2 separate regions of the Homo sapiens genome follow, and region 1 is linked to region 2. The links are chromatin loops, found by intact Hi-C in ENCODE. Cell type or tissue: Caco-2. All regions are shown on one strand. Region 1 has its middle 63 kb from the start of MIR4424. Region 2 overlaps RALGPS2 (Ral GEF with PH domain and SH3 binding motif 2).

Region 1 (2,500 bases), 140 kb before region 2:
CAGGAGAATAGCTTAAACCTGGGAGGTGGTGGTTGCAGTGAGCCGAGATTGCGCCATTGCTCTCCAGCCTGGGCGACAAGAGCAAGACTTCGTCTCAAAAAACAAACAAAACAAAACAACAACAAAAAATGGAAAAAAGAAACATTATTTAAATAAAATTGTAGAGAAAACTCAAGAAGAATTATAGCCATATATATATATCCTACTTAGAGTGGATTGTTGAGAAATTTTCTAGTGTTGTGCCCTTTTATTTGTGGTTTTTGGTTTTGTGGAGGTTTTATTGTTGTTGTTGCTGTGGATTGAACTGAAGGGAATTCTCCCCTAACCTCAGAGAAGGCAGCAAGCTTCAGTGTTTTTATGTCCCTGGCTCCCAAGGGACACATTTGGCTCCCAAGGGACAGTGCTCCAAATCTTGGGAGCACTGGTTCCAGGCAGGAGAAGGCTGAGGGTGGAGGTGGGATCAGGGCCATGAGGCATTTAGAGTTGGGGAGAGACAGTGCCCAGGAGCTGATAGGACCTTGACTGGCGGATGGCTGTGTGGATGTTGTTGAAGCTGGACCTCCAACTCCTCGGCTCAGGAACAGCTGTCTGCTCTAGTGAGGAGGAAGTATAGCTGCAGGGCTCCCAGCCATCAGAGGTCCATGCAGGCTTGCGTGAGAGCATCTTCTCCAGTGACCAAATGGATTAATGACAGAGGCTTTTCTCCCCATCCTCCTAGACTGAGTAAGCCCTGGAAGCCTGGGACAACTCAAGAGAGGGGTGATGGAGAGGGAGGACCCCTCCCCAGATGATTGCTCCTGGGCTCAGAGAATACTGGAGATGAATTTGATGATCCAGAAAAACAAAGTAATATTTCTTGCCCCTCAAGTGCCGTGAAACACTATACCGATTATGCACATCATACATTTCAATAAATCCAGATGACCAAAAAAGTATTAACCGCAAACTATTTTGAAAACCAAGCTATTCTTTGTCTCAGTGGTAGAGGAAAGATAAATATCTGGATATCAAAATAACAAAAATAAAAACAGAGGAAATTAGACAAATGGGGTCATGGAAAAACACACAGGCTGACCAGCACTTACAGAAATGTAATCACATATTGTAGCCAGGTTGTGCCCAAACAGCTTGGATTCATTCTAACTCAGGACTGAATATAATAAATCCTGAAGAGCCCGTTAGCCAAATGTCTTCATTACAGTGGTATAAGCCCAGTAGTTTAATCTGCGTTTTTCATCAAGTGTGACGTAAAAATTTATGCGGAGTCTGAGTTAACAAAGGACTTATTCAGTTTATGCAGTGTCTTACCAGAGATGGCTTCCTGAAGCCATGCCAGAGAGGGGTCTGGCCTCTCTGATACTTCTGAACCGGCCATTCATGCTCTCTTAGGCCACAAGATGGCTGTCCTTGCAATCTCTAGCTATGAGGCAAGGCCTAACTAGCAGTTCCAGACGGGGCCCGACACATCACCTGGGTCTCCACAGCATTATGATATAAATCCAATGGCTGGCGAAGGGTCCAAGGCTAAATGGGACCCATCTGCCACCACAGTGTGGCCACTGAGATTTGGAGAAGAAAAACAGGTGTATCTTATAACTAGGGGTTCCTCAGGGACTATTCACCTGCCTAACACTATGTTTGTGAAACTAATCACCAGTGTGTGTCTCTTTAGTGGGCTTGGATTAGCTAATAATTCTAACTGAACTGAATCATAATTCATGAGATAATTTTGAGTTCCTCAGATTTACTTCCACTAAAATTCAGAATGAAACTGGGACATTATGGATTTCTGACAAAAGGAAAGTAGGTATCAATTCCTCCTACATCCTTGACTCAGGTTTGAGTCACATGGATTCTCATTCAACACTGTCATTCTTTTTTTGTTTGTTTGTTTGGGGGTTTTTTCTTTTACTTTTTTTTTTTTTTTTTTTTTTTTTTTTTTGAGACGAGTGTCGCTCTGTCACCCAGGCTGGAGTGCAAGTGGCGCACCCTCGGCTCACTGCACTCCCGGGTTCAAGCCATTCTCCTGCCTCAGCCTCCCAAGTAGCTGGGATTACAGGTGCCTGCCACCATGCCCAGCTAATTTTTTTTTTTTTTGTATTTTTAGTAGAGACAGGGTTTCACCAAGTTGGCCAGGCTGCTTTTGAACTCCTGACCTCAGCTGATCTGCCCGCCTTGGCCTCCCAAAGTGCTGGGATTATAGGCGTGAGCCACTGTACCCGGCCAACACTGTCATTCTTAAAAGTAAACTAAGGTGGCATTCACTTAATTGAATTTCTGATCACATGGTTCACTATGGTAAAAACTTGATCATTCCTGCTCAAGCCAATTGAGTCAACCATTCTAAACCTAAATATATAATAAATATGTAATTGATTATACTTGTAGTTTGAACAAATTCAGCATTATCATTAGGCCACTAATGGCAGTAAGTATGCTTGTTATTGATATCTTCCAAGTTTTCACCATTTTGTTTTCCCTTGCCACAAAAGGTTCTCCT
Region 2 (2,500 bases):
TGTGAGCCATGTTGCCTGGCCATAGTAGCTTTTGTTGCCAGCACTATCTTCCTGCAGCTACTCCTACTGCTGGTGATCAAAGAGAAGCAAAAAGCAATAGCTGTAGAAGGAAGAATTTAGAGTAAATTAAAGAGTAAAATGTAACATTTCGTGATGGCTTAAATTCATGGTGCATATGAGTCAGCTTTACAGTTTATATAGTAATGTGAATAAGTATAAATTATTTCAATCTTCTTAGAATCATTAAAGGTCTGAAGGAGTTAAAAAATAGTTATACTTTAATGTTTTATATGCCATAGTAATATTCTCCAATTTGGAAATCTTTCAAGTTGCCTTGGAAAAAATACTTAATAAACTGATACCAAGGGTCTGTTGTAGGGGAAGTCATTGCTTAGGTATCCATTTGTTGAGACTTCTGAATTCAGTATGGTCTTTCTCTCTCTCTTTTTCTGTTTATGTATGTATCCTGAATGGAATTTGTAAGATACAATTTAATAGTTCATTAATATGGACTCTGCCTTTTCATTGTGTACAGTCCAGGCTTTTCTGTTATTGTGACAAACATTGCCCTTTATTTCTTCAGACTCAGTTCCTGATGCTTCCCACCTCTGTTTACATTTGCCCTCTGTACTGTACTTGAACTACTGGTAGTCCACTGAATACGAGGCACTGAATGTGCCATACTGGTTATGTGGACTTGGCAAGATCACATGACCTTGGCATTGGATTGATGTTGTCTTATGTAAAATCAGGATTGGAACAAAGCAGTGGGTTAGCAAATTTGTCCTTTTTTTTCCTGCCTTCGTATTCTTTCATTCTTACACATTTGAAAGATACAACACTTTCTCATCACTTTACAATGAATTCCTACAGCCATGATTCTCTATGGTATTTGGGGGTGGGACATGGGCCCTGAGACAAGTCAAATATTAAAATTAGAGAAGACCTGGGGGTTTGAAATGCACCCTAAGTTGAGATCTCTAAAATATCTTCCATCTCCTAAATAATATTCATCTGTATTATTAGCATGAGGCAAAAATTTATGGATATATGAGCTTAGGTCCAAAAAGCTGTTCCTCGGCTCATTTTGTCTCAAGTCCAGATTGATGCTAAACAAGTGATCACTAACGCCATCTGTTGGTGGTAACAGTTGTACTTTTTCTTTTAAAATTTATGTTGTAGCGTAATGTTCACCGTAATACTCAAACAAAAATGTTTGAGACCAAGCGTCTCTGTCTTATTATGGAATCGAGTTAGAGATACTTATGTACCAAGTGCTTTAAGCAGGAAGAAAAAACCGTAAAACACTTCAGTTATAACAGTACCTGCATTAGAGTTGTACTGTCTATTGGATGTGTAGCTTTGTTGGTTTCTATGAAAATTTGCAGGTTGAAGGTTTTTTTTTTTTGAGATGGAGTCTCACTCTGTCGCCCAGGCTGGAGTGTGATGGCGCAATCTTGACTCAGTGCAAGCTCCACCTCCTGGGTTCACGCCATTCTCCTGCCTCAGCCTCCCGAGTAGTTGGGACTACAGGCGCCCGCCACCACGCCCGGCTAATTTTTAATAGAGACGGGGTTTCACTGTGTTAGCCAGTATGGTCTTGATATCCTGACCTCGTGATCCGCCCGCCTCGGCCTCCCAAAGTGCTGGGATTACAGGTGTGAGCCACCGTGCCCCAGCCTGCAGGTTGAAGGTTTTTAAGTTGAGGAGCTTCTGTATAATTTGGGAGAATTTACAGTGTATTAGGGTTCTCCAGAGAAACAGAATGAATAGGATGTGTATATATATTTTATTATATATATAATCCTTATATAATTACATACACTATATAATTTCTTATATAGTATATATTACAAGGAATTGGCTCACATGATCCTAGAAGCTGAGAAGTCCCAAGATATGCCATTGGTAAGCTGGATACCCAAAACAGTTAATATGTAATTCCTGACTGAGTGTGAAGGCCTGAAAAGCAGGAGAGCCGGTGGTATAAGTTCTAGTCCAAAAGCCAGCAGGTTCTAGACCTGAGAAGAGTTTTGTTGTTTCAGTCTTGAGTCCAAAGGGAGGAAAACACCAATGTTCAGTTAAAGCACTCAGGCAGGCAGAGTTCCCTCTTACAGCCTTTTTGTTCTATTCATACCCTCAACAGATGAGGTCTGCCACATTGGGTGGGCAATCTGCCTTACTCAGTCTACTAATCCAGGTTTTTATCTCATCCAGAAATACCCTCAAAGACACACCCAGAATAGTGTTTGACCAAATGTCTGGGCATCCTGTGGTTCAGTCAAGTTGACATATAAAATTATTTAAAATAGAGAACTCCTATATACCTTCTACTAAATTTACCAGTTTTTGTTTGTTTGTTTGTTTGATTGTTTTGAGACGAAGTCTCACTCTGTTGCCCAGGCTGGAGTGCAGTGGTGCAATCTCAGTTCACTGCAACTTCTGCCTCCCATATTCAAGTGATTATCCTGCCTCAGCCTCCCGAGTAGCTGGAACTACA

What was found. Peaks named below come from ENCODE experiments on the same cell type or tissue, not always from the same donor. Only the 100,000 strongest peaks of a DNase experiment are listed, where the experiment ranks them.
Region 1: a loop joins it to region 2, with 4 times the contacts of the local background. A loop is called at or near these places in 3 of 110 quality-filtered maps.

The regions. Positions count from the first base shown.
Region 1 is chr1:178,613,149-178,615,648 of GRCh38, forward strand. No RefSeq gene overlaps it. Among named protein-coding and RNA genes, the nearest start is that of MIR4424, 63 kb to the right of the region's middle. In Caco-2, no CTCF peak of the experiment used is centred here; a DNase peak (open chromatin) is centred at 1,423.
Region 2 is chr1:178,752,442-178,754,941 of GRCh38, forward strand. All of the region lies in intron 1 of RALGPS2 (Ral GEF with PH domain and SH3 binding motif 2), which reads left to right. Among named protein-coding and RNA genes, the nearest start is that of RALGPS2-AS1, 27 kb to the left of the region's middle. In Caco-2, CTCF peaks have their summits at 1,143 (motif pointing left) and 1,398; no DNase peak of the experiment used is centred here.